2 separate regions of the Mus musculus genome follow, and region 2 is linked to region 1. Evidence: chromatin loops called from intact Hi-C (ENCODE). Cell type or tissue: heart. All regions are shown on one strand. Region 1 overlaps Pde10a (phosphodiesterase 10A). Region 2 overlaps Pde10a (phosphodiesterase 10A).

What was found. A loop is a pair of places that touch in the nucleus more often than their neighbours do. Peaks named below come from ENCODE experiments on the same cell type or tissue, not always from the same donor. Only the 100,000 strongest peaks of a DNase experiment are listed, where the experiment ranks them.
Region 2: it touches region 1 in a loop (2.6-fold over the local background); 10 of 42 quality-filtered maps call a loop at or near these places.

What each region holds. Positions count from the first base shown.
Region 1 is chr17:8,851,674-8,859,673 of GRCm38, forward strand. All of the region lies in intron 1 of Pde10a (phosphodiesterase 10A), which reads left to right. Among named protein-coding and RNA genes, the nearest start is that of Gm34321, 35 kb to the left of the region's middle. In heart, no CTCF peak of the experiment used is centred here; a DNase peak (open chromatin) is centred at 4,868; H3K4me3 peaks cover 701 bases; H3K27me3 peaks cover 785 bases.
Region 2 is chr17:8,804,403-8,812,402 of GRCm38, forward strand. The region is part of intron 1 of Pde10a (phosphodiesterase 10A); the gene reads left to right. Among named protein-coding and RNA genes, the nearest start is that of Pde10a, 6.7 kb to the left of the region's middle. In heart, a CTCF peak has its summit at 3,172 (motif pointing left); no DNase peak of the experiment used is centred here; H3K27me3 peaks cover 6,256 bases.

The DNA.
Region 1 (8,000 bases):
TATTATCTATACTTGCTTCTGATTTTCTTTGATTCAGAAGAAATTTAGACAGTGAACTGCTAGCACATTACGTCTAGGTCTTCCAAGTCCTCCTTTCTGGAGCTATGTGGTATCATTTGTGTCTTGATGCTTTTTCCCTCGCCGATCTGGAAATAATGAGAGCAGACGTGAATAACAAGTCAGAAACAAATTATACCATCCTCAAATATAATTCATTGTATAATTGATTGTATAATTGATAAAGCTTATATTGGCATCTTAAGATCAAACCAGCAAGCTCTTTTTCTCAGCAAAGGACAAGAAGGAAATAGAATAGGTTGTTAGACACGCCTGTTGAGTGGCAGCTGTGCCGTGGGACCGCCTGCGCTTGCTTGGTTTGTAGGCGACAGCTACCTTACTGTGGCATGTAGGCTGCATACAGCCAGCCTGTTGCTTTTTCTTTTCTGTAAAAATAGCTTCCAGGTCTTTTCTTCTGTTGGCTTCTGTTTGCACTCTATCATAGCTGATTGGACTTAAGGCACCATGAAGGATACAGTCTAAAACCATATGGAGACCTGCGATCATCCTGACTTTGTCTTTTCTGTTTTAGTTTAGTTTGGTATCATGTCCGTGGTTATTGAGTTATAGAGAAATGTGTAACGTAGCAGTCACTCTTTAGGGTGGGTTTACTTCTTTTTTTTTTTTTATTTATTACGTATTTTCCTCAATGACATTTCCAATGCTATCCCAAAAGTCCCCCATACCCTCCCCCCCACTTCCCTACCCACCCATTCTCATTTTTTTTGGCCCTGGCGGTCCCCTGTACTGGGGCATATAAAGTTTGTGTGTCCGATGGGCCTCTCTTTCCAGTGATGGCCGACTAGGCCATCTTTTGATACATATGTAGCTAGAGTCAAGAGCTCCGGGGTACTGGTAAGTTCATAATGTTGTTCCACCTACAGGGTTGCAGATCTCTTTAGCTCCTTGGATACTTTCTCTAGCTCCTGGGTTTACTTCTGTACTGTGCCATGTTTCCTGATTCTCTTGTGCCACATTTCAGTTGAGGGAGCCCTTTAGGTTAATAAATGCATTCACGTCACAGCTAATCAGCTGTGGTCACCTAAATGGAGAAAATGCTCTTGGGACTAAGATCTGAGTTCTAAGTGGGGAAATATTTGTTTACAAGTACAGCCATTGTTGAATTTGATTTACACTCATGTATGTAATTTAAGAATTGAGGTAACTTTGTGACTAACTCAGCATTTAAGAATGGATTTATGCTTTGTAGAACTCTGTATTAGAAGGAACTAGCTGTTAAGAAAAATGTCATCATGGGATATGCTTTCCTAATTCATGGCCTGTTATAGCACCTGTGTGTGTGTGTGTGCATGTATGTATGTGTGCATGTATGTGTGTGTGTGCATGTATGTGTGTGCGTGCGCATGTATGTGTGTGTGCGTGCACGTATGTGTGTGTGCATGTATGTGTGTGCATGTATGTGTGTGTGCATGTATGTGTGTGCATGTATGTGTGTGTGTGCATGTATGTGTGTGTGTGTGCATGTATGTGTGTGTGTGTGCGTGCATGAGCATACATGTGCAGTATGTTATGTTTTTGTTTGAGCAGAAGATTATTTTTTGGTGCTGATTTTCTGATAAGCGTGTTTTTTAGGAATGGGAACAAAGCAGTGAGCATATATATGCATGTATATAATATATGTACATTATATATATATATATACATATATATGTATATACACACACACACACATATATATAGTCTCACTTCCTTGATATTTGTTAGGGAAAGAGGGAAATATAGAAATAATCAGTAAGATATACAGATGATATACTAGACTCATGGTAAGGATATAGAATATAGTTATAATTTTAATTATTTCAAAAGGCTCAAATAGAATGGTGAAGTCTGAGCTGAGATTCAGTTCAGGTGAGGCAGGCAGGAGGTTGAGGAGGCAGGTCCTATGGAGGGAGAAGCAGAGAGCACAAACTTGTACCAGTGAGCATGGCTGTAATATTCAGAGGCTCCAGGAAAAGTCATACTGGCGAGAGGTGACTCTAGGGACTCTGTTTTCACTCTGTCAAGACAGGGAGTCATGCGAGGGTCTTGAGAAGTGGCTTCATCACTTACTAAGATTGTACCATCCACTGAACAGGAGTAGAAGGGTAAGAACAGGAAGTAGACAAGTTGGAGGCTGGCGACCGGCAAGGACAGGTGGTGACTTGGATTCTAGCAGAAGCCATGGGCCACTGAGATTGGGGAGGGGGGGTGTAGATACATTTAAAGGCATAGTAAACCAGACTTCCTGATGGGCATGCCTTTAGAAAAACATGCCTATGGAGGCTCATACAACCCCAAGACGAGGCTTTGGAGGGAAATCAGGTGTAGAACTTGGGACAGTACTGTGATATAAACACATGTGAGCTCTTTCAAACCCACGTGTGGAACAACAATCTCCCAAGTCCCTGGCACAAAAATGTGGGCTCTTTGGGAGGTGAAGGTCATGAAGATGCCTCTCTCAGGAGTGGAACTGATACCCTGGAAAGAGGCCCCAGAGAGGCTGCCATCCTCTTCTACCAGGCAAGGATGCAGGAATAGCATTCTGCCAGGAACAGGTGTGATGGTACTTGGATTGAGCTTGGATTTCTAAGCTTCCAGAACTGTCAACAGCCATTTCATTTGACTATCGAACTACCCAGCTATGAAGGCTTTCGTCCTAGCAGACTAATCTGATTAAGACAGACATGTTAATTAGAGTCATTGAGCAGGCCTTCGGGTATCCTATGATATAGGTCTGGGTGTTAAAAGTTGATTACAATGAGCCCTGGCTTCCATCTGATGTCATAGCAGAGCATGAGGAAACATTTCCTGTGATTGATTTTGTTCATCGAAATGACTACAAGAATAATACAATGGTAACAGGCTTTTAGATTTATTCTACAGGCGTATCTCTGTTAAGGATGTGGAAAGCCATCTATATAATTGATCTTTAGCCATCTGTCTGTTCATCTTGATCATCAGCTTGATGGAATTTAGAATAGAAGGAAATCTCTGGTCATACTGAGGAGGTATCTAACTTATGTTAAGTGAGGTGGGAAAAACACACCCTAACTGTGGGTAGTACCTTTCTACAGACTGGGGTTCAAAACTGAAGAGAAAGGAGAAAGCAAGCTGAGCAAAAGCGTCCCTTGATCGATTCTTCCTGGCTCTGGATGCAATGGGATCCTCTGCCAGGTCTTCCCTTTGTGGTACACAGTGTCACTATCAGGGAAAGAAGCCCTTCGCTTCTTAAGTCACTTTTGTCTGGTATTTTGATGCTACAATGAGAACAGTCACTAATAGAGAACGTGGGTGCCAGCAAGTAGAGGTGAACATGTTCTTTGGAACTGACTTTTGAGAGGGAGGTGAAAGACTTTGGAGCTATGGGACAGAGATGCTTTTGTAGACTGAGCAGAACTTGGTGGGCCATTCTAGTAGAGTTTGGAAGGATCAGGAGGCTGAGGGAAATGTAGACTCTAGTAAGTGCTGAGCTATGTATGAGCCTTCAAAGGAAAGCAAAGACGCTATTGGGATCTGGGATTGAGGCCATTCAGATTATACTCTGGCTCCATTGCAGTCACGAGAATTTGTATTAGGATGAGTTTAAAGGTAGCAGAGTAAGGGCTGTGGCAGAGCAGATTCAAGGCAGAAGCTTGGCTACCACTCACTACTCACTCACGCCAGGGCTATAGCATGAGATAGCAAATTGTAGAACCAAGGGGCAAGACACAGTGCTCAGCCTTTAAGGAGGTAATCAGAGTTTAAGGGGCAGCCCAGTGGTGGCTGGGGTCACCGGGTTATGCTGGCTTTAGAACCGGGTGCTAGCTTTGCTCATCTCCTGAGGCCAGTCTTTGAGGCAGCCGTTCAGCATCTCTGAATAGCGAATAACAAGCAACAACTCCAGGGTCCTGATCATCTTCCCACGGCAGGCTCACCTCCGCCACCCCGTCAGTGCTCATCTCTTTCAAGTCATGCGGGAGAATGTGGCTCAGCTCTGAAGATTGCCGCGCTATCACATAATGTCATTTCTATTTTGGGTGATGCTAAATTTGCTCTAGGTTGAGACGGTGTTTGCCATATGCCTCCATGGTAAAGGTAAAGGTATTCTTCTTTTCTTTTCTTTTCTTTTCTTTTCTTTTCTTTTCTTTTCTTTTCTTTTCTTTTCTTTTCTTTTCTTTTCTTTTCTGTGAGGAGGAATCCATGGACTGATATTCGGAGACCCTGAGAATACTGTATTTCACAACACGTGACACTCTGTGGGTTTACCATTCACTCTTTGCCTGAGTTGTATCCATGGCTCCTGCTTAAGTTTGTAGCAGCCTCCCAAGTTTGTGCTCCTTCTCATGTTAGAGGCTTCACTTTGAGATCGCTAGCCTTCCGAGGGCATTTTCAATTATGTCACAGGCAATGGTTTTGTGTGTGGCAAAACCGTCTTGTCTCTTTGTACTTCCAGATGGATATTTTATCTCTTCAGAATGAAGATAAATTAGACATTAAATTGAGATGGTGTGTGTTTGGGGGGGGGGGGCGTCAGTTTTGTAGATTTTAGTTTCTTTTTATAAACAGCATAAAACCCATTAAAGACAAGGCTGGGGCAGGGGTGGGGGTGGGGCAGATAACATTCTGAATGTGAATCAGGCTATGGTATATCACCAGCTACTTAAAGCTGTTTATTTTAGATGTCCTGTGATGAGTTGTTTGAGCTGTTCATTTTGTGAGTCCCAAGGGTGAGGTGAACTTGACACCGCCTTTTGGCCAACACTGCAGGGCAGGGCAGGGCCGGATGAGTAACGCTAGCGGCAGTTCAAGTCTCTGGCGACCGTTCTGTACAGCTGTGTTGCTTGTTATTGGGAAACCTGGGCTTTAGATGTCAGAGAACAGCTGGGTCAGAGGTTTACAGCAGGGCTGGTTGCACAGAGAAAAGCCAGCCACAGACAATTTCTGCACCGTCACCCACCGCCACGCCCACCGCCACGCCCACCGCCACGCCCACTTTGTTTCCAGTACAAAACTGCAGCCTCCACATTTGAGGTTCTTCCTTGAAGGGGAAACAAAGACACTTTGAAAACTCTGTGGAGGGAAAGGTTGGGCATCTGTTCGGCTGGATTTGGGGCTGCAGAAAAAAAGCCCTCTGTGCTGGTCACCAGGGCTTAGGTACAGGAAGGCTAGGTGTGAGTGTCTGCCACCCGACTAGTGTTGTACGAAGAATTAGATATGGTCCTGTGACTTCAAGTGCTCCAGGCCACCCTCTACTCCTCCTCTCCCACTTCAGAATGCCCTTGTGCTTATTCACCTTTGTGGCCCAGAGGAGTAAGGTGGAGAAACATATCTGGGAAAGCAACTCAGTCTCATTTTCTGGTTTATTTTGATTTGAATATTTTGAGGGGAAATAGTTATAAAAAGCCCGTGTCACCCTCACAGCTGCAATGGCCTCAGATGTACGTATTAAGATAGAGGAAAAGGAAGTTGTGTTCTTGCAATGGGCACACATGTTCACGCAGAGGATGCCGAGGGAAAAGCCAAAGGCTGCGTCCCTCCTGTTTGCTTTGACTGTGTACCATGGTTCAGTTTGATTCATTGAGCATCTCTCCCTGTGGCTACCCTGAGGTCGGAAAGCAGATGCTTGGGGTTGAATTTCTTTCCCCTTCAGCTTTCTCCTCCATATAATGGAGGCAGTAATTTTTATAGGATATTTGGGGGGGGGGGACAAATAAATGAGCGGATTCTGTTAGCCAGTAGAATGTCCCTGTACATAAGTACCCCTTGCCTCTGCATTCTTTATCTGAACCCCTTCTAGACTCTGTGAACACCTTAAATACATTCCCCAGTAATTAAAGATCGCACTTTAAGCTCCATTGTATAGAACTGAAAACCCAAATTCTTCAAGCATAGTCAAAATAATCTATTGTTCTTTATAGTCTGTAGTTTGGAGTGAAAACCAAAACAAGATAGAATAGGCCTATACATTTCCAAGCATGTGCTACTCAGTGGGCTCTTTAAACGTACACTTGGAGCCCGTGCTTTAACCATACCGGTGTTTTTCTTTTGGTGCTCATGATCAGCCTTGTTTCACAGGCTCCCTCCCTTCCCTTTGTTTTCTAGTTAACATACAGTTCATACCACATTGCAGAGGTTCTGAAGTTGAGACATCCAGAAAATGTCCCTTCCTCCCCTTCCTTACCACCACCTTCCCCCTCATCTTTCCATTTTTCTGTCTATGGTGCTGGGTACTTAGCCCCAGGTTTTGCACAGGCTAGACAGATTCCCCACCATGGAGCAATCCATATGACCTCAGTTTCCTTACTTTTGCCATCCACCTTTGAATTAATAAAAACCTTCTCAAAAGTATAGCCACACAGTTAAAAATTAAAAATATTTTTATATGCATGAGTGTTTTGTCTGCAAGCAGTCCAGTATACCACATGTTTGCCTACTGCCCATGGGGGATGGAAGAGGGCACAGGGAACTGGAGTTGTGGGCAGTTGTGAGCCTCCATGTGAGTGCTGGGACTAGAACTTGGGTCCTCTGGAAGAGCTAGCAGTGCTCTTAACCAGTGAGCTACTTCTCCAGCCCCAACCAGCACCCTTTTAACCTAAAATGGTAGAACCATAAAGGAGTGAGTGGGCAAAGGAATATCTAATATTGTCCTAGCATGTGCTGTTGTCCTAGCACGTGCTGGCTGTGCATGTGAGGTCCCACACAAGCACAGCGAGCATCCAAGGCCGGACTGATGAGAAATTCATTGTCATTTCACATTGTCTGGGAAGCAGAGTGAGCTTCTGTATAGACATATTCAGGTGGTACAGCTGTGCATTCATATTTGAAGAAGTCTGTATTGTTTGGGCTTCAACAGTTTGGAGAGAAGTGCCCAAGTGCGCTGGCATGCGTGGTCAGATTGGCAACCTGTTTGAGTCTGTTAGTGTTGCAGTCACGGGAAGGAACGCGATCCCCAGAGGATTGGCTGGACAGTAGGACTTTCTTTTTTTTTTTTTTTTTTCCAAGTACTTGAAGAGCTGCATTTTCATGAATGTCTGCTTGAAGCCTTTGCTGAGTAATCCCTTTGCTTTTGGACCACGCTGGAGCCTCCACAGATGATCTCCTTGAGCAGTCGAAGAGACTGTGGCGTAGGCGGGACATTCATGGAAATGTTCTGTTAGCAAGCGGCAGGCAGAGCGAGCGCTCCCAGCTTCTAGCTCTGCTCCCACACCATGTCTCCTCTATGACACATGAGGCTCTCAGACTGGTGCATTTCATGAGCTAATCAAGTAATGTTTTCCTTGTGACAGGGAAACGGCGTTTACCTTCTGCCGAAGTATATTAAATATAACCACTTAATTTCTAGAAGGTGGCTTGATAACCCCACGTGTACCTGGAGAGGTGTCCTCTTAGAGAAGTGGACACCTCTTTAAGTAGAATGTCCTTAGATTTATGCAGAACTCATTGCTGTGAGCTGTACAGCTCTCATGCTGCAGGAGACTGCTTTTCTGCTCGCTGCAGCCTGGCCCACTGCGGACTCAGAACAATGCCAGTTCATCTGGAGAAGGGCTTTTCAGAGAGCATCATACGCGCTCAGGTAAACGTCAGAGCCTGGGAGGCAGCTGTTACGCTTTGAGCATCAGATGCTGCCGTCTGCACTCGGTACTTTCTCTTCCGTGCTGTGCCAGGCTCTCAGGAGGTATCATGTTGGGAAAAAGTGTTCATTGAAGTCTATTTGTTTGTACTGTTGAGCTGTTGAATTGCTGAGTTGCCGAAGTGAATATTGGGGGATATTTAAGAGCCTGTGTGATTTTTATATCTTACATGGAACAGTGGCTGAGAACATGAGCATATGGCCTCAATTTCCTGAAGACAAAAATTGAGAAAAGCTATGGTTTTAGTCGAAAAGTTGGAGACTTGATTTCTATTCATGAAAGATCACACACACACACACACACACACACAGCCTTTTCCTACACTAACAGATG
Region 2 (8,000 bases), 47 kb before region 1:
AGAGCAGTAAGTACTAGGGTATATGTGACTTGTAGACAGTCTGTTCTCACACACCCCAACTCAAAAGGAGAGGAAGAGATTGATACCTGAGGAAAGGCTGCTCTATGTTCCACTTCTCCCCCCCCCCAACACATACTTTTAGGGGTTCTATTTTTGTCTGGGGTCAAAGAGCAGGCCACCTGGGTCTTAAACACTGAAGGATCTGAAATTTGGCAGTTTTCTTAAAAAAAAAAAAAGCCTCTTGGAAGGAACTTGTGTATTCTCCAAGGACACAAAAATGCACAGAGGTAATCAGATGTATCCCTGTGGGGCTTGTATCGGAGCTTTCTTTTACTTTGATCTCTTTGTCAGCCAAACAAATCGTCATGTGCAGGCTGCTGAGCCCAGATGCTACTTAGACAAGTGCATACTACAGTTCTCTTGTGAGAAAGGGAGCCCTGTGTAGGAGGACAATAGCCTCATCCTGTGTCTGTTTTGTTCTGTTTTTCGGCTTACCTGGTCACGCGCTGAGCAGACACTTGCCTGCTACCATTGCCAGTACCAGATCCTGCCCTAGCTGGTCCCTCTTGCTTAAGCATGTTGAAGCCACAGATCTATAGTGGGTTAGTAGGCCAAGGTGAGATGGAGCCTCCCGGGCAGGAGTTGGCTCAGTATTGATGCTCATTGCTGCAAGTGGTCCATGGGCTTCCCACCTGATGCTGTTCCTCTGTCTGAATCAGGCCATTCCCGAGTTCACATCATTTCCTGTTCTCTGTCAGATCACTAGATCTCTGCTTTTCCTTTCTACCGCTGGAAGAGTTGCTGATTAAGTAGAAAAATCTTGCCCAGGGAAAGACAACAATTGTTGTCCTGGAGCATCCTCTGGGTTCATTTTGCATTGGGGGTGGGGTGGGTCACACTGCAGGCCAATGGGAATTAGAGCCAATTTCCTGTAACAAATACAGGCTGTCTGTGCTACCTAGTCAGCTTTGTGATACATTGTGGCATGGCTGGAGGAGGCTTTGCCTGGGAAGAGCAGGAGACACACCTGTGAAAAATACAGCTCTAGGAATGAGAATCCCAAGCCACAAATACCTCCCCACCCGTGTCTCTCTGTGTGCTATATTTTTATGAGTTAACTACAGTAAAGAGCAGAAAGAGCTCCGTGCATAAAAATAAAAGTGTGTATTTGTATGTGTGTATGTGTGTGTTTGTATGTGTGTTTGCATGTGTGTATTTGTGTGGGGGAGGCATGGAGGGTGGCGATACGGAGAAAGCAAAGGAAATTAAGACCAGAGAGGTTTGTGAATGCACAGTGTAAATGCCTTCATACTGCAAATTACTGTATGTTCCTCAAATATCCCAGTGAGTGTACTTTTGCAGGACTTGTGAGTCTGTTACTCGCCACTCTTAAACTGTTTCCCCGGGGTGTGAGGACTGCGTGGCTGATGCCAGGATACACTGAGATAAATATGGTCCCTGTGAGAGCAAATGCACTCAGTACTCCAGACAGCACCAGGCGTCCCAGTCAGGGTATTCTCATAGGCTCTGTGAAGCTGATGCCACAGGGGAAAACCAGACTCAAGGCCCAGCACTGCCTGCATCCACCATGGGCCTACATTCAGTCAAGACCCAACTCACAGCTTGTTGGAGAGGACCCACATGTTCTATAACACAACTGTGTGGAGGGTGTAGAGATGACTCTTTACTCCCCAAAGACCTGGCATAGAGACACGGGTGCCCCAAAAGGTGACCCGAATAGCATGCTGTGAATTCCTGCCAGGCTGGCTGTGGGCAGTGAACGTCATCTGCTATCCATGGAGGGGTGAGCTGGTTCTTGGCTAGGTCAGAAGTCCAAAGGGCAAAGCTATTTAAACTGGGTGGTATTATACTATTTAGATTATTAATAGGCAATCCATGGAATCCTACTTTTAATTTGAAATAAACCTATGTGGACAGAGGAATTTCCTGAAGGTTTAAATGAGAAAGAGCTAGAAAATCAGAAGACAGGCCTTCTATCTCAAATTGATACATTGCTCTTGGAGGGTTTTTTTTTTTTTTTGTTTTTCACACAAAACATTTTGTGTCCTAAAACAAAGAAAAGCATGTTGAGTAGCAGGCAGGTTGTGTGAGGAATAGTGTGCCAACCAGCACAACTGCCACCCTGCGTATAACACAGTCCGTGCAATGGAGGAAAGCCTTTTTTCAAGTCTGGAGAAGAACTCTAAGGGGCAGGGAATCTATAGCTGTGGCAAAGGCAATACTGGCACCCAGAATGGCCCTGGCCAGTGTATCTGCTACTACCCCGCCTTCACGCCTGCTGTCTGGCTTACTTTCTAGAAGGCAGGCTGGAGAGGACTGTGGGCAGGGTCTTATCTTTGTTCTGATGCTGAGGCATAGACAGGGGTAGACTCATAAAGAAGCTACATTATCAGCTTGTATAGGAAATTTCACGGTTCCAATAAAGCAGAGCCATGTATGAGGAAGAGGTATGCTATCCATATGCAACCTGGGCACACGTGGCCTTGGACCCAGAGCTGGCACTAAACTCTAGTGGCCCAGCATTCAAGTGTGTTCTGCAGAATTGGTTCTCATGGGGCTATAGCTCCAGGAGAGGGTAAGGTTTGCTCCTGTGTTCTCAGCAGAACTACAAGGAGATTCAGAAGGAGGTCAGACCAGAGCCCAGCTTGGAAGACCCTGTTAGTGTTTCATAGGATGTCAGGCTCAAGTCTGGAGGAAGCAGGGGAGAGAGTTCACCTGGCAGAAGCCCCAGGAAAACCTACTGGGCAAAAAAGGCACCTCTGAAAGTCATAGCCAGGAGCTTAACCAGCCAAGGGGAAAGGAGTCACAGGCCTATGCTAAGGACAGTCTCTGTGTTCCTAGACGGGTGTGCAGGAAAGCCAGAAGGCCTTCCATGGTGAAGGTGTAGCAGAGGCTATGTCTCTGTGGCAGTCCTCAGCAGTGGAGACAAAGCTGGACCTGTGCATGACGACACACAGGGAGGTGGAGGCTAGAAGGATAGGTAACATGATGGTTGGCTGTGTAGACATTGGATACCATGGTTCCTGGTTAGGAAGGCTGAGGGTGGGGGTGGGGGTATGATTGGGTTGGGAGTCAGGACTGTGAACCTTTGTAGGTTGTGGGATTCTTGGCTTGGGTGGTACCTGCTCTCTACTGCCCTCTAGTGGTGTAGAGAGCAGCTACCCGAAGGGAATAAGCAAAACACATCAAAACACACAGAGACTTCATACAGGGGGCTGTGAATGAAGGTCAATCTGGAAGGAGATCTGAGTGGTGTAGCATGAGCAGCCATGGTGTGGGAAGCAGTCAAGAGAAGAGCTGCCCGGCAGATGGGCCCTGAGCTGGAGGAGGAGAGTAAAGGCTGCACAGCTGGAGCTGGGACCTGCAGCCCAGATGTCTGGTATGTGATGAAGCCCGTAGATTGGCCAGAACAGGGCTATATACCAGGGAGAGTTATGAGCCACAGGCTTCTGTGATTTATATCCTGCAGGCTCATCTGAGTGTAATTTGGGAAATGAATCTTGGAGCTGTTTGGGAAGGGAGTATACAGGGGCCACCGAGTCAGGGGTACAGCAGTGGACATGAATCGTAGTTGAGGGCTCAAGTATTTGTGGTATCAAGTGCACTGAATGCCTGTTGCTTGGGGAATGCATTCCTGGCTTCCGGTTACTGGTAAGGGGCCCAGAGGAGGAAATATGCAGGCAAAGGCAGGTTTGGTAGGTTTGGCAGTAGGGAGATGGAGATGCTCAAGGTATAGCAGATTTAAAAACAACAACAACAACAACAACAACAACAACAACAAATCACTTAGATAAAGTTTTACCATCCCTAAGGCTGGAGAAGAAAAAAAGAGGCATGACATTTGATGCCCCTCTAAGGAGTCAGTCCATGGATGCTTTGTGTGAATCTGGAATTTCTGAGAAAAAAAAAATGGATGGTCTTGGTTGCAGAAGGAAGGGTATCATGGCGCAGTGTCTCTCTACTCTGAAGACTGAGATGTGGGAGGAGAGCGTGGGCCCGAGGATGCTGGCCTAAAGTGGGTTAGAAATGAAGATCGTGATCCCCTAGTGCTGAGGCAGCAGCTGAAGGGACGATGAAGAGGATTCAGGGCAGAGGGCAGAGGATGTGTTTGAAGGGGGCAGGGAAAAGTGGAAGAGTGCATCAGGCAGGAGTGGACTGAGCATCTGCAGGTGACAAGGGACAGACACACTGTGGCACTCAAAGAGGAGCCTCTGAGATGAAGTAAAATCCCGTGGCCAGCATGTGACTAGCAGACCTGTGGAGTGCGCCCCTGTGGCTATGGCTGATGGTGGGCTTCATTCCAGAGATGCTTAAGAATGCTTACCTACTGAAGTCCAGGGGTTTGAAGAACGAGGCAACATGAAGAAACAGCTCTGTGAGGTGAGGAGGACAGGGTGGGATGACATGTGGGGATCTGGGAAAGCTGAGACCCAAAAGGCAATGTTTTTGGTGGAGGGGAGGGTGGGGGCCATGTTGTAGCTGTTGCTAACTCACATCGGGGGCAATGAGTGGGTAAGAAACCTTTCATCAGGTGCTAACTTCCATTACTCTAGTTGTCCAGCATTTTGGTCCTTTGGAGGAAGCTAGACAGGAGAGCAAGGCCTGAGAAAGCTTTCAGGGAACAGGGAGAAGGGAAGTAAGTACGCTAAAGCATCCATGAAGAGAAAGGCAGGGGTGTGGAAGGTCTCCCGGGTGCTTGGGAGAGGCGCTTAGTAACCCGCAATTAGATGGGTGTGGGGGAGTGACCTGTGACATTTGGAAGGGGAGTTGTGAGAGAAAAGCAGTAGATTAGTAGATTAGGAAGCAGACAGCTACTGGGGGCAAGAAGAGTGACAGGATCGGAGGGGCAGGCCTGAGCAAGTGATTCTATTCAAGATCAAACAGAGCAAGAAAGCTGCATATTGCACCACTCATAAACACCCTAATGAGAAGTGACCTATGACCTATGGAGTGACAGCTGAGTGCTGTCTTGGAGGAGGGAGAATTTGAGGGTTGCAGAGGTAACCAAGAGGAAGATTCCAGAAAGAATGGATCTGAACAGGGTCCAGAGGTGGATATAGGAAGCCAGGATTGAGGAAGCAAAGCAGCAGGGCTGTATGGAGAGAGTGGGGGACTGAGGACAAGGGACATTGTGTCATTGCACCATCTCTTCCAGAGGACTTTCTCTGTCCTGACAGCTACCTGTCTAGGTCCTCCTGTGCTTCTGTGTGTCCTGCAGCACATCGTCCCTCTTTGAATCTGGATTTCACTGGTCTTTGTCTGTCTCTAGGGTTGGGCAAATGCTTCGCTCATCTACTCTTTATCCATCCTCCCAGGGCAGCTCCAAGCAGTCTATTGAAGAAACAAGGGAGGGTGTTTAAGTGGAAGAATCTTAGCCAAATAGCCCTTTATCAAAGCTAATTTTCCTAAAAGAGAAGAAACAATGAAATCGTGTGGCTGCAGAGCTTTGCTCCAGTACTCAAAACTTCATTCTATTCATTTTTTTTCCATGTAATCCAAATACACTCTTTGGCACCAGCACCCAGGCTTTTGCGTCACTGTGAACACAATACTTGACACGCAGTGAGGTCAATGAGGAACAGGCAGCAGGAGTCCAAAGGAAGGAGGGAGCCCCGTGGTCCACATTTGGGTAGCCTCAGCTTGCTTTCCCTGGGCTGTGGCAAGAGCCTTTGTTACTTTGATGAAAACATTTCCTGCATCGCCAAGACAAAAAGTGTTGCATGGAAAGTGCTGAAATATTGCCACGTGTGTGTTTTGGAGATGATGAGTTATTGATCAAACACAAGCAGATTTGGACTTTTTAGAGTTGGCAAGTTCCGTGAGAGGAAACGTTCTACATGCAGAGCACCAATGGGCAAGAAAGGAGGTGACTGGCAGGCAGGAGTGCAGCCCAAGGCAGAGCAGTGCGGTGTGTATGATGTAATGCATTGGTGTATTGGGTTTTTTTATTTTTTTCATTCTTGAGTGGGAGCCAGGGCCATTTCGCCTCAGCTGGCCTTGAACTCCAGCAAACATCATGTCTTCCTCAGCCTCTGCAGGGATGCTACTGCAGATGTCGCCACCACACTGGCATCTGTGCTTCTGATCGTAACCCTGGCTGTTTCTTAAAGAAGGCCAAGCGCTGTCCTGCAGACCCATCGCTGTGGTTCTCAGATGTAGTAATGGTGGCTTTTACCTGCTATTCCAAGGGTCACATATACTTTGAGATATTCTGCATGACACAGCTTCAGAATTTTGCTCATGAAAACATTTTTATCTAGCCAGTCACTGTTTTTTTTTTTTTTTTTTTTTTTAGGGTGATATTCCAATTTCTTGGGATTAACCATATCATCTAATATTTAAGACTGATTTAAGACTATATAAAGCCTTAGTGATTAGAACAACATGCTGCTGGCCCCAGACAGACAGACAGACAGTCCAGCAGACCCAGAGTTAGGCAGGAACACATGCACCCCACTTTATGTGGTAGGAGACAGGGTAGATGGCTGAAGAGATGGTCTGGGGACAAGAGAGTATTTGCTCAGAAGAAAATGAGATCATCCTGCACACTGTAGGCTCAGATTAAATTCTACATGGTGAATATATTTAATATTGAAAGGAGGAAAACATAAGAAGAATAGATAGATAGATAGATAGATAGATAGATAGATAGATAGATAGATAGATAACACCATGAGGAAATTCTGTTTTTAGATTAGGGGAGGCATTTTAAATTCCAGCAGTAGTCAAAGGAAGCGTTGACTGAATAAGGAGACAAGAGAAATTCCTTTTGTACGGCTTTGGACAGGGACCCACTCCAAGGGAATAGCTAAATGATTTTCCACTTTCTGCTACTATCCAAGCAAGAGTCAACTACCCGTCCTTTAGCACAAGGTACTATCTGAAGTAGTTAAGGAACACCCACCCAGGGACGTGAGCAGAGAGCGTGTGGGAAAAGAGGAGAAACAAGACAAACACACATCCCGAGACAGCGTTCTGCTTCATCGTGAGGAGGCCTGCACTTTAAAACATTGCCATCTTCATCTGCCCTCGCTGCACAGGTTAATACGCTTTATAGCACACGGGTGGTGGTTATGCTAAGAGGCAAACCCTCTCACAACTTCCTGCGGGAAGTACTAATCGGCAAAGCCTTTGAAGAGGGCAATTTGTCAGTATTGATTAGTATTAAAAATGTATGTATCCAGTAAACCAATAAATTGTTCACCTGGGATTTTATCATTTAGATGCTGCTATCGGAGTGACTGACACACAGTGCAGGGTGGGACTCTGAGTGTCTTCTTGGAGGGTCCTGTTAAGTTGCTTTTGTAGCAGTAAAATTGAATACACTGCTACATTAAACAAAAATACCAGCAACAGCAAAATATCAGTGAAGGAGGATGCCTACATCCACACACATGCACTCTTAGATCCATTCGAGTTAGAAAGGACAAAAGAAACCGATTTGCTTCTAATTTCACAAGGAAATTGAGTTGGCCTTACTGGGCAATATTGGCGGGGCGGGGGGGGGGTAGGGGGCGGTGAAAGCATGATGTGAGCTTTGCATAGATGGGAACCGAGTCCGAGGGAGACTTCAACCTGAATGTGACCTGGTTTCTATTGGTTCGTACCCATTCAGAAATCATACGTGAGGCTGTGCCAAAACGCAGTGTGATTAACCCTGAGTGGCTGGTGGCTGCCGAGGCTGATTTTGTTGTTGTTGTTGACCTCAGGTTTTTTTATCTCAGCACCTGAAATTTCCTCAGTTGCTTTCTGTCTTCTTGAAATGTCAAGCCAGGAATATTTAAAAGAGAAAGAAAAAAGGAAAAAAATAACATCCTTCCCGTTCGAGTGTCAGTTCCTTTTTTATGCCACACACCAATGTGAAAACCAAAGCAGGTACTCCTGCCTCCGTGTATTTCTGACTGATAGAGCCCTTGGCTTTGGATTTAAAGTGTCAAGTATTGCTTAGATGTTTGGAGGGCTGCCCAGTCAGGCTAAGC